2 separate regions of the Homo sapiens genome follow, and region 2 is linked to region 1. A link is an interaction called in ENCODE POLR2A ChIA-PET data of the cell type or tissue named here. Cell type or tissue: MCF 10A. All regions are shown on one strand. Each heading gives the region's core, and the rest is flanking DNA. Links, peaks and the distances in the headings are about the cores only. Region 1 has its middle 28 kb from the start of A4GALT. Region 2 overlaps ARFGAP3 (ARF GTPase activating protein 3).

What was found. ChIA-PET counts read pairs that join two places held together with the same protein. Peaks named below come from ENCODE experiments on the same cell type or tissue, not always from the same donor. Only the 100,000 strongest peaks of a DNase experiment are listed, where the experiment ranks them.
Region 2: POLR2A ChIA-PET joins it to region 1 with 7 read pairs; 4 of 35 experiments call an interaction of 5 or more read pairs at or near these places.

Annotation. Positions count from the first base shown.
Region 1 is chr22:42,746,123-42,752,366 of GRCh38, forward strand. No RefSeq gene overlaps it. Among named protein-coding and RNA genes, the nearest start is that of A4GALT, 28 kb to the left of the region's middle. RefSeq lists an enhancer at 2,451-3,012. In MCF 10A, for the core only: no CTCF peak of the experiment used is centred there; DNase peaks (open chromatin) are centred at 2,059 and 3,559.
Region 2 is chr22:42,813,710-42,819,953 of GRCh38, forward strand. ARFGAP3 (ARF GTPase activating protein 3) reads right to left here. Exons shown (of 16, transcript NM_014570.5): 10 at 4,020-4,148; 11 at 3,433-3,555. Among named protein-coding and RNA genes, the nearest start is that of ARFGAP3, 40 kb to the right of the region's middle. In MCF 10A, for the core only: no CTCF peak of the experiment used is centred there; no DNase peak of the experiment used is centred there.

The sequences.
Region 1 (6,244 bases), core at 1,320-5,319:
AGTTCGAGACCAGTCTGGCCAATATGGTGAAACCCCATCTCTACTAAAAATACAAAAATTAGCCGGGCGTGGTGGCAGGTGCCTGTAGTCTCAGCTACTCAGGAGGCTGAGGCAGGAGAATCGCTTGAACCCGGGAGGCGGAGGTTGCGGTGAGCAGAGATCTCACCATTGCACTCCAGCCTGGGCAGCAGAGCAAGACGCCATCTCAAAAACAAAACAAACAAAAAAAACCTCTAATGACTGAGAATTTTCTAGAAATGGTGCAAGTCAGGAATCTATAAACATAGAGTCACAACATACATTGAGCAGGATAAATAAAAAGAATCTAAACCTAGGTATGCTTTTGGAAAGCTGCAGATCATGGCAGCGTGATGAATGGGAGACTTTTTTTTTGAGACAGGCTCTGTCGCCCAGGCTGGTGTACAGTGGCATGATTTCCACTTACTGCAGCCTCTGCCTCCGGGGTTCAAGCAATCCTCCCACTTCAGCCTCCCCGGTAGCTGGGACTACAGGCACGTGCCACCATGTCTGGCTAATTCTTTTGTACTTTTAGTAGAGATGGTGAGGCAGGAAAATAGGGTCCGGAGGCAGGGCACATAAGGCCAATTCACACTTCAGCTATGACAGGAAGTATCCTCTCCACAGGGCATAGGCCAAGTAAATAACCTTATAACTTTACTTCATCCTCTTCATTTACATAGGGCATACCCTAAGTAACCAATGGAATCCTCTAGAGGGTATTTAAATTCCCAAAAATTCTGTAATGGGGCCCTTGAGCCCCTATGCTCAGGCCAGCTCCCACACCGTAGAGTGTATATTCATTCTCAATAAATCCCTTTATTCCTTCCTTGCTTTGTTTGTGCATTTTGTCCAATTCTTTGTTCAAGATGCCAAGAACCTCCACCGGTGACAACAGGGTTTCACCACATTGCTGGTCTCAAATTCCTGAACTCAAGCAATCTGCCAGCCTTGGCCTCCCCAAGTGTTGGGATTACAGGCATGAGCCACCGCAGCTGGAGTCTTGAGATGGAGTCTTGCTCTGTTGCCCAGGCTAGAGTGCAGTGGCATGATCTCGTCTCACTGCAACCTCCGCCTCCCAGGTTCCAGCAGTTCTCCTGCCTCAGCCTCCTGAGTAGTTGGGATTACAGGCACACACCACCATGCCTAGCTAATTTTTGTATTTTTTAGTAGAGACGGGTTTCACCATGTTGGCCAGGCTGGTCTCGAACTCCTGACCTCGCAATCCGCCCGCCTCAGCCTCCCAAAGTGTTGGGATTACAGGCGTGAGCCACCACGCCTGACCAATTTAAAAAAACAAAACAAAAACACAAAACCACCAAACCTAGAGGACAATAGGGAGGCTTTCAATGACAATGGAAGCTGGAAGACAGTGGAATAATATTTCCAAAATGTGAAGAGAAAACAACTATTAATTTGCAATGTGTACCAAGGAAAACAGTCTTTTAAGAACAAAGCTTAAATATAGCGTTTTCCAAAAAACAAGATGTAAAGATTTTATTATACTCATTAAAAGGAACTTCCGGGCCTGTAACCCCAGCACTTTGGGAGGCTAAGGCGGGCGGGTCACCTGAGGTCAAGGGTTCGAGACCAGAGACCAGCCTGGCCAACATGATGAAACCCCATCTCTACTAACAGTACAAAAATTAGCTGGGCCTGTAGTCTACAATGCAAAATGGTCCCTGCTGACACTCTTCTTGTCTAGACCTCTAGGGTGTGACTCTCCTGGGCCTAGGGTTTGGCTAAGGCTGGTGTCATAGGACCGACATATTTGCATGCCTGTTGCTCAGTAGCAGACCAGGACACTGAGACAGCAGGGTTTGCAGCAAAGAAAGAGTTTAATGATTGCCGAGCACAGAGCAAGGAACTGGGAGGGGACCCTCAAATCCACCTCCAGAGGAGTTCCGGGCTGGGGCTTTTACGGGGATCCTATAAAGAAGTCAAGGGGTTGGAAAACTGGAGTCATTGATTGGTGGGGGCAGGGAGATGAATTCGTCAGGATGTGGAAATGGCTTTTTTTTTTTTTTTTTTGTGAGTCAGTTCTTTGTGGGATCTTTCAGACTAGCTGGCGTCAGTAGTTTCATCCGGATGCAGGCCCTGAAAGAATATCTCAAATGCAAAAGTGAACGTTTCATGACATACAAGTGGCTGTCTACAGAGCAGTTAAGGGGTGTTAGCATCCTGCGACAGGGTCTGTGTGATTCTGAGGCCGCCACAGGCACTGCATGGCTGTGAGGCAGCTGGTCAGAGAGCAGGCTGCTCTCAGAGCTCATGCTGAGTAGCTTGCAAGCTTGGCTTGTTTCCGTTTTTCCCTCCTCTTCCCTGATTACTTTTTTTTTTTTTTTTTGAGATGGAATCTGGCTCTTGTCGCCCAGGCTGGAGTGCAGTGCCGCAATCTCAGCTCACTGCAACCTCTGCCTCTTGGTTCCAGCGATTCTCCTTCCTCAGCCTCCCGAGTAGCTGCAATTACAGGCGCCCATCACCACACCCAGCTAATTTTTGTGTTTTTAGTAGAGACAGGGTTTTGCCATGTTGACCAGGCTGGTCTCAAACTCCTAACCTCAAGTGATTTGCCTGCCTCAGCCTCCCAAAGTGCTGGGATGACAGGTATGAGCCATTGCACCGAGCCCCTGATTAATTTTATAAATTTTATAAGGAGTTTCCCTGGGACCCCTATCTCCAGGGTTTGGCTATCCTGGGCTCCCCTGCAGCTACATTCCCAGGGTCCTCCCATCTGAGGCTAGGAGGGGCCTCATCCCTTCCGAGGCTTAGGTGGGGAGGCTGCCAATCCCTCCCCTCCGCCTGCACCTGCCTCTAACCCACTGCCCTCCTGCTTGCCCCAGCCTAATCCTCTGAGGGAGCCCCAGTTTCTGCCACTCCAGGGTGTGTGGGTGCTGGCCAGGGAGGCTGTGATCTGGTTGCCCGCTCTGTCTGCTTTCCCAGAGACAAGCGAGCCGAAGGCCTGGCCTCTTTGTTGGGATGGGAAAGAGAGATGCCCCCACAGCAATGAGAAGCGCTTGGTTATTATCCCAGTCGGCACCAGCTACTCCAGGCAACTGCGCTTTGCAGCCTGCAGGATGCAGGCTCAGGGACTCGAAGAGGACATTCTGTGGCCTCCCCAGTGGCACCACCCTCTCCTGGCAGCTAGGGATCCACCCTCCCCAGCCATGTAGGCCTGGTGGCTGGCTCTTAACCTCCCATGCCAGGTGGGGGTGCCCCTGCACTACTGTCCGTCCTCAGGCTGGCTGCTCCCACTCCCATGGTCCCTGTGTTCGCAGCCTCACCACTGGCAGAAAAAATAAGCATCACTGGTTGGGCGCGGTGGCTCATGCCTGTAATAACAGCATTTTGGGAGGCCGAGGCAGGTGGATCACTTGAGGTTAGGAGTTCGAGACCAGCCTGGCCAACATGGTGAAACCACGTCTCTACTAAAAATACAAAATTAGCCAGGCATGGTGGCACATGCCTTTCAAAAAAAAAAAAAGCATCATTTCATCATTGCATCATTGCTGGGCACAGCTCCTTCCCAGGCAGGTCTGAGCTTGTTGCCCAGGGTAGGTTCCCAATACTCAGCAAAGCCTTTGCTACTTCTGTGCTTCCTTACAGTGTGGGCCTCACAGAGTTGTTTTTTTTTTTTTTTTTTATGGAGTCTCACTCTGTCACCCAGGCTGGAGTGCAGTGGCACAAACTCGGCTCACTGCAACCTGTGCCTCCCAGGTTCAAGTGATTCTCCTGCCTCACCCTCCCGAGTAGCTGAGATTATAGGTGCACAACACCACGCCCAGCTAATTTTCTTTTTTATTTATTTATTTATTTATTTATTTATTTTTATTGATCATTCTTGGGTGTTTCTCACAGAGGGGGATTTGGCAGGGTCAAAGGACAATAGTGGAGGGAAGGTCAGCAGATAAACAAGTGAACAAAGGTCTCTGGTTTTCCTAGGCAGAGGACCCTGCGGCCTTCCGCAGTGTTTGTGTCCCTGGGTACTTGAGATTAGGGAGTGGTGATGACTCCTAACGAGCATGCTGCCTTCAAGCATCTGTTTAACAAAGCACATCTTGCACCGCCCTTAATCCATTTAACTCTGAGTGGACACAGCACATGTTTCAGAGAGCACAGGGTCGGGGGTAAGGTCACAGATCAACAGGATCCCAAGGCAGAAGAATTTTTCTTAGTACAGAACAAAATGAAAAGTCTCCCATGTCTACCTCCCTCTACACAGACACGGCAACCATCCGATTCCTCAATCTTTTCCCCACCTTTCCCCCCGCTCCATTCCACAAAGCCGCCATTGTCATCCTGGCCCGCTCTCAATGAGCTGTTGGGCACACCTCCCAGACGGGGTGGTGGCCGGGCAGAGGGGCTCCTCACCTCCCAGCAGGGGCGGCCGGGCAGAGGCGCCCCTCACCTCCCAGACGGGGCGGCTGGCCGGGCGGGGGGCTGACCCCCCCACCTCCCTCCCGGACGGGGCGGCTGCCGGGCGGAGGGGCTCCTCACTTCTCAGACGGGGCGGCCGGGCAGAGACGCTCCTCACTTCCTAGATGTGACGGCGGCCGGGAAGAGGCGCTCCTCACTTCCTAGATGGGATGGCGGCTGGGCAGAGACGCTCCTCACTTTCCAGACTGGGCAGCCAGGCAGAGGGGCTCCTCACATCCCAGACGATGGGCGGCCAGGCAGAGACGCTCCTCACTTCCCAGACGGGGTGGCGGCCGGGCAGAGGCTGCAATCTCGGCACTTTGGGAGGCCAAGGCAGGCGGCTGGGAGGTGGAGGTTGTAGCGAGCCGAGATCACGCCACTGTACTCCAGCCTGGGCGCCACTGAGCACTGAGTGAACCAGACTCCGTCTGCAAACCCGGCACCTCGGGAGGCCGAGGCTGGCAGATCACTCGCGGTTAGGAGCTGGAGACCAGCCCGGCCAACACAGCGAAACCCCGTCTCCACCAAAAAAATACGAAAACCAGTCAGGCGTGGTGGCGCGCGCCTGCAATTGCAGGCACTCCGCAGGCTGAGGCAGGAGAATCAGGCAGGGAGGTTGCAGTGAGCCGAGATGGCAGCAGTATAGTCCAGCTTCGGCTCGGCATGAGAGGGAGACCGTGGAAAGAGAGGGAGAGGGAGACCATGGGGAGAGGGAGACCATGAGGAGAGGGAGAGGGACAGGGACAGGGACAGGGAGAGGGAGAGCTACTCCCTGTGTTTGATTCCCCTCCAAGAGCCCTAATTTTCATCTTTTAATAGAAACGGGGTTTCACCATGTTGGCCAGGCTGGTCTCGAACTCCTGAACTCAGGTGATCTGCCCGCCTAGGCCTCCCAAAGTGCTGGGATTACAGGCGCATGACACCATGCCCAGCTAATTTTTGTATTTTTAGTAGAGTCAGTTTCACCATGTTGGCCAGGCTGGTCTCGAACCCCTGACCTCAAGTGATCCACCCGCCTCGGCTTCCCAAAGTGCTGGGATTACAGGCGTGAGCCACCGTGCCCGGCTACGCCCTGCTGATTTTTGTATTTTTAACAGAGATGGGGTTTCACCATGTTGGCCGTGCTGGTCTTGAACTCCTGACCTTGTGATCCGCCTGCCTCTGCCTCCCAAAGTGCTGGTATTACAGGCATGAGCCACCGCGCCTGGCCACGCCTGGCTAATTTCTTTTGTAATTTTAGTAGAGACATGGTTTCACCATGTTGGTCAGGCTGGTCTTGAACTCCTGACCTCAAGTGATCTGCCCGCCTTGGCCTCCCAAAGTGCTGGGATTACAAGCATGAACTACTGTGCCTGGCCCCAAGCCCTTCTTCTTAACCCCAGTGGACTGGGACCCGAAGAAGGCCTCCACGCCCCACGTTTCCTGTTAGGAAACTGTGAGACTTCGTATCTGCCCATGGAACACCCCCACCCCAGATGCTGAAACACAGTGCAAGGCCAGGTGACGAGGGGTGGGGGCCTGTCCCAGCCGTGTCCTCAGATGGCCCTGAAACCTAGCCAGTCTGTGGGAGACCTCAGGGTGGGGGGCCGCCCTGCAGGGCCGCTGCCCCGGGATTGCCTCTGACTTCCTTTCACGCCCCTGTTCAAGCTGCCTTGACCTGTTATTTGAAATAAAGCAAAACAATCTGGAGCTAGGACGAGTTCCCAAATCAACTTACAAGTGGTTCCCCCAGGAAAGCAGGACAAAGGACCGTGCTGCGCAGGGTGGGGTCAGCCTTTTGGGAGCTGAGAGAGGACTTAGAATTATCCCT
Region 2 (6,244 bases), core at 844-4,843, 67 kb after region 1:
GAGCAACTCAGTAGGAGGACTGGCAACTCACTAAGAGGACCGACAGACCACCAGCCAGGACTCCAGCTGACCTTTGGAAGGATGGGGTGAGTGGGACGACTAACGGCCACTAGTCCCTGCTCAGAAACACACAGACTTTCCTTCCTCATCTCCAAACCTTTATTGGCTTTCTAATGTTTTGATTGTATAGCTCTCAATGCTTTTTTACTTTTATTTTTCCCCTCCCACTCTGTCTTTACCCAATCTTGAAAACATTCCTTAAAATCCCTTGATAAGAGCACCCTAATATCACATTTGCTCTGATTTAGAGCTATAGACAGTTGTCTATTCTAATTAAGGCCATGCTGGCTTTATAAGGCTGAGCAAATTGTTCTAGTTTCATTATCTTGTACTCAATATATAATTATACTGTTTATATCCTAGAAATAATGGAACTCAATAATAAAAAAAAACAAGGACAGGTTTTATCTTATTTTTAACAGAAACAGAACTCTTTCATAATTCATAATGTTCAAGTTCTAATGGGCTAATGAATAATTTGAAAGCAATAAGAGCTCTTCATCGAACTAATATATTTGCTTTCAGAGTCCATGTTTATTTTACCTCAGTTGCCAAAGTACCTAATAGTATCCTCATTCTACTAGTGGTGGTCACCATGCCAAGGAGGACTAGAGAAGGCATTTATGTTCCTATTAGACAATCTGCAGGTCGTGATAAACAATACACCAAGGTCTCTCTGGAAAGAGTCCAGGAGGTGTGGTCTATATAAATATGCCATCTGCTCCCAGGTTTCAAACCATAAGTAACAGTTTCATAGCAACAGTGGCTTCTGGGTCTAACTCTTTTGATTAAGCCTTTGAAGAAGGGGAAGTCTGAAAGATCCCTGAAGCCTTTACAAGGCAGAAAGGCCCCACAGGGGCCTGTCAGTGACCTGGAGCCAGTGAGGGTCTCTGAAGTTCCCATTAGGCAACCTCACTTAGAGCTTTCTTACCAACCCGGCTACCAAGCAACAGTACTGATTTAACTGAAACTTTCTCTTTTTTTTGAGAGAGGGTCTTGCTCTGTTGCCCAGGCTGGAGTGCAGTGGTGCAATCTAATCTCACTGTAACCTCTGCCTCCCAGGCTCAAGTGATCCTCCACCTCAGCCTCCCAAGCAGCTGGGACTACAGGCATGTCCACCATGCTAGGCTAATATTTTTGAAATTTTTTGTAAAGATGAGGTCTCACTATATTTCCCAGTCTGGTCCTGAATTCCTGGGCTCGAGTGATCCTCCTGCCTTGGCTTCCCAAAGTGCTGGGATTATAAGTGTGAGCCACCATGCCCAGCCTAAACTTTCTTTACCTTCCTACACTATCATCTGCAGAAGTTGCTAATAAGCAGTGAAATAATCAAAGATGTTGTGAGAAGCCACACAGGCTAATACAGACCCGTACTGCCAAGAGTTTCCTCTGACCCAGACTTAGTCCACCATTTAATATTCACATCTGAAATGATCTGACACGTATGTAGTTTCCAAATCAAATTACACATTTAATTTTACTCTGTGTAAAATCTATTTACATACCTTTAAAAGGCATGATTTGGGTATCACTTCTGAGTAAAGTGAAACTTGGTGCATTATACAGGCTGCAAAGGATAGGCAAAAATATAAAACCACCCAAGTCTCTGAAAATACCACCATGGAACACCACTAAACTACTACTTTTTTTTTTTTTTTTGGTAAAATCCCTGGACTTGAAATAATTTAGAGCTATACTTAGAGACATTTTTAAGGATAGTATTCTTTATACAATTCCTTGTCTATAAACATTGATAGGAAAATATACAATTTCACAATTAGATCCTAGGTAATATATTTATATCTGTTCTATATATGAAGTGCATGTGTGTGGGTGTGTATATATACACACACACATATATATCTTTTATACATATGAAAACGCTTCAAACCTATAAATTGCCAGACAACTCTAATGCCCTCAGAGACATAAGTGATGGAGCCTTCCAGTAAGCACCGCCCATTTCCGACAGGAACACCTTCAGTTTTCATGAACTGCTAACCCAAAGGTGGTCCTCAATGTGGTTAGTTTAACTACCTAACAATAGTAATCAAACATTTAGGCTGGGCGTGGAGGCTCATGCCTGTAATCTCAGCACTTTGGGAGGCTGAGGCCAGCAGATCACTTGAAGTCAGGGGTTTGAGACCAGCCTGGCCAACATGGCGAAACTCCATCTCTATTAAAAATACAAAAAATTAGCCGGGTATGGTGGCACACGCCTGTAGTCCCAGCTACTCAGGAGGCTGAGGCATAAGAATTGCTTGAACCTGGGAGGTGGAGGTTGCAGTGAGCCGAGATCATGCTACTGTACTCCAGCCTGGGTGACAGAGTGAGACTCTATCTCATAAACAAACAAACAAACAAAAAACATTTAGACTGAATCACATCTCTTAAACTGAGTTTCTATATTATCATATAGCAGCTAAACATAGTAAGAGCCAAGCACCATTCTAAACGTGCTATAGCATTCGCAGTATCTCATTCGATCCTCACACAACCCTATTGGGTAGGTATTACTAGGGTCCCTAATTTACAGATGAGGAAGCTATAGCACAAAGAAGTTAAATAACTTGGCCTAGGTGACAAGTAAGTGAAAGCCAGGATTCAAATCCATGCCATCTGGCCCCTGGGCCCATATTCTTACCCCTCTGTTCCTGAGCTGTGCCCTCTCCAGTGAAATCACAGGTTCATTTTGTGCCTTTTTAGCAGACCTCTCACTGGGCCGAGCAGGTCCTTACGAAGTGAACTGACTCAAGTTTAAACTTGTTCTCTTTGCTCTGGCAGGCCACTTGACCGTGCACTGCTCTCCACAGTCAGCTTCACACTAGAGTTATGCATTTTGTCTCAATAAGATAGTGAGTGCTGAAGGAGAGAAACCTAGGCTTTACTCTGGGGTCCCCTCAAAGTACAATCATCTTCCTCATTAATAAATACACACACCCATAGAGTTTATTTAATGCACTATTGTACCAACTGGAGTTTTCTGAAGCTGGCATTCTGAAGCACAGAAATCTGCTGAAGCCCTGAGAAAGAGCTGTGAAATATTCCCACTGCTGGACTAAACAACACATACCTTCAGGATTTTGCAGTTTTCTCCAATTTCATAATTTAAATAAGCACATCTCTCCTACCTCTAATTTTAACTCACAGTTGCTGATTTTATTGCCAAACATTTTAATATTAGCCAACGTTGTTCTTTTACAAACGTTTCTCTAATTTTTACTCCAAAGAACAGCTCTGGCTCCAGCCAGAGCTTTTAAAAACAGTGAAGTAAATTGATTTGTAATTTCTCCTAATGCAAATAAACTAATAAATCCATACTAGTCACTGCTTTTCAAAATGACACTTCAACGATGATTTGTAATACAGTACCTTGAGCTGGAAGTAAAATATGAATCGTCACTGTCATCATTATACTTTTTTCTTGGTTTTGCCATAATGGGTGATTCCTGCTCTATGGTCTGCATATCTGAAGTCACTGAATGTGAAATAACACTTGAGAAAACAGAAAAATATATATATCAGTAAGTTCACAAACTTTTGTTTCACCAAAATAAACAAAGCTTTAATTTATGTTTTGAACAAAGACAAATGTATTCGAGGGGTTAAAAACATAAGCAATAAAACAATTTTTTTTTCTGGTGCAAGCTTTCAAAAATGTTAAAATTTTGTGAGGACTGTGTCTACACCAAATGCAGTCACAAATATTGGTTATGTCCATGGTTTCCTCTCTGGTAGGTGCTTCATGTAAAGAGCCAGACCTTTTTCCTTCTTTTAAAGAGCCAAATTTGAAATTTTTCATGTTATACTGAATACCAGAGCAAAGCAAAAATAATTAGAGAAGTTAATGAATAACAAAAAAAAATCTCTAAAGTTGAAACTAACACAGTCCAAGAAAAATCCACTGATGATTGACACACTGTTTTAAATTCTAACTCCAAGAAAGCAGTCTCACATACCTTCTGCAATTTCCAAATCCCATGCCGAGTCTGTCTGAGTCAACATTTTTTTTGCCACTAATGTTCATCTTTTCGTCTTTCTTCATTTGAATTTCAAGATCCTTATAGGCTAATCGTAATGATGAAACACTGCCAGAAAAACCAAATACTCCTTAATTTAGCTTTAATCCTTTGTTCTTATATTAAAATAGCAAGCAAAATTAAACATGTAATTTATACTTTTAGCTTCATGATTCTTTCCATAATTAACAATTATGAAGGCAAGTTGGTGTTTTTTCTACCTGCCTTTTTTGAACAGACGTTTAAGAAAATTTGAATGAGCTTACAGCCACTTTCTCATTGCTGCTCAACCTATACCACTGTTCAAGTTTAGTTCATGTTACCTATTATTGTATAATAACATAATGTATACCCAAATCACTTCCATATGGGATAGTGAAAAGCAAGATTTCTTACTTGGATTAATATTTTATTACACTTCCACATTACATAACAAAGCATGAGGTTAGTCTCACTAGTCTATCTTGATTTAAGATAAATAAATAAATATATAAATTTGACTTTACAAATAGATCAACTAAGGGGCTATTACTTAATTGTAAAAGGATCCTTCCATTTACAAAATAATTTCTTGTAGATACATCTCTATGCAATCAGGCTTCTGAGAGCATTTAAAATGGGATAGTGACTCATCAGCTAATAGACTCTTTAGCACTACTAGTCAGTCAAATACCACTCTTCTATTTAAAATCAAATATCTGCTACAAGCAGGACACCAAAGGGGTAAAAAGGTGTACAAAACATTGTCCTTGCTCTCAGATTTCTAAAAATGCAATAATGACTTAATTTTTCATAAAGAAAACTATGCCTATATAGCAAGAATAGCAGTTTGCATCATATTTTAGTGAGACAGCACAACATTTCAGGGCCCTGAAAAATGATCTATCTAACTTACAAGGATTTCTAAGTTATCATCCACTTTATAAAAACATGTAAAATACCATGAATTCCTGGCAAAAGAGGCATTGTATAAATTCCTAGTAATATAAATAAATTTCTGCATAGTAATAGGGAAAGACAACAGAATTTCTTTCTGTTTTTTGAAATGGAGTCTTGCTCTGTCGCCCAGGCTGGAGTGCAGTGGTGCAATCTTGGCTCACTGCAACCTCCACCCACGAGGTTCAAGCAATTCTCCTGCCTCAGCCTCCCGAGTAGCTGGGATTACAGGCACCTGCCACCATATCCAGCTAATTTTTCTATTTTTAGTAGAGACGAGGTTTCACCATGTTGGCCAGGCTGGTCTCGAACTCCTGACCTCAGGCGATCTGCCTGCCTCTGCCTCAAAGAGTCCTGGGATTACAGGCATGAGCCACCGCGCCCGGTGCAGAATTTCTTATTAGGAAAAAGTAATCTTGCTTTTGCTGTTTCTTTTCTTTAATGAGTCAAGCAAGATTTCTTTGGTTTTCACATGGCAGTTTGTTTTCCTTACTCTTCCTACAGAACAGGTTATGGCTATTTTATTCCTTAACAAATAAATACTACTTTTTCTTTTGGAGGAAAACAATAGCTCTGTTTAAAATCATGAATACATATAATTACAGCAACAGATTCTTCTGGAGAAGATGCATGGGGATGAAAAGGTTCTATTAGAAAGATAAGAGATGGAAAAGTTTTCCTTCCTAGGTAATCTGACATGGACTGGGTCACTCACTAAAAGCATGCACTTTGATGCTTACGAGAACATCTCTCTGGAAGCACCAACAGTTAAGAAGTCAGAACACCGCGTTTCTCAGAACTTCAGGAGTGCTTACGGGTACTGGCTCAAGGGAGGACTGCAGGACACAGATCAAACAAGCGGAGCAGCTCAAGGCAGCTCTGCCTCTTCCTTCCTTCCTACCAAGTGGGCACACAGAGAGCCTCTGAGGACGGGCTGGGAAACTGCTAGAAGGAGACCAGGATGCTGCATGGGCTGTTTAGTTTCACACTCTGACAGTACAAGAACAACACTGTTCTGACAGTTTACTGAGCCGAAATAACTTTATTTACAGCCATTAAACAAACTAACTTGCAACATAACACTCATGTATTAAGGATAAAACACCTGTACTTTCTACGGGTTTGAGTGGCAGTGGTGGTCATTAAGGCACAGTGGTGTGGTTGTTCTGAACAAGGCCATGAAAGTTGCCAAACTGGCTTCTCAAATCAAATTCATAAATCTTCCGATC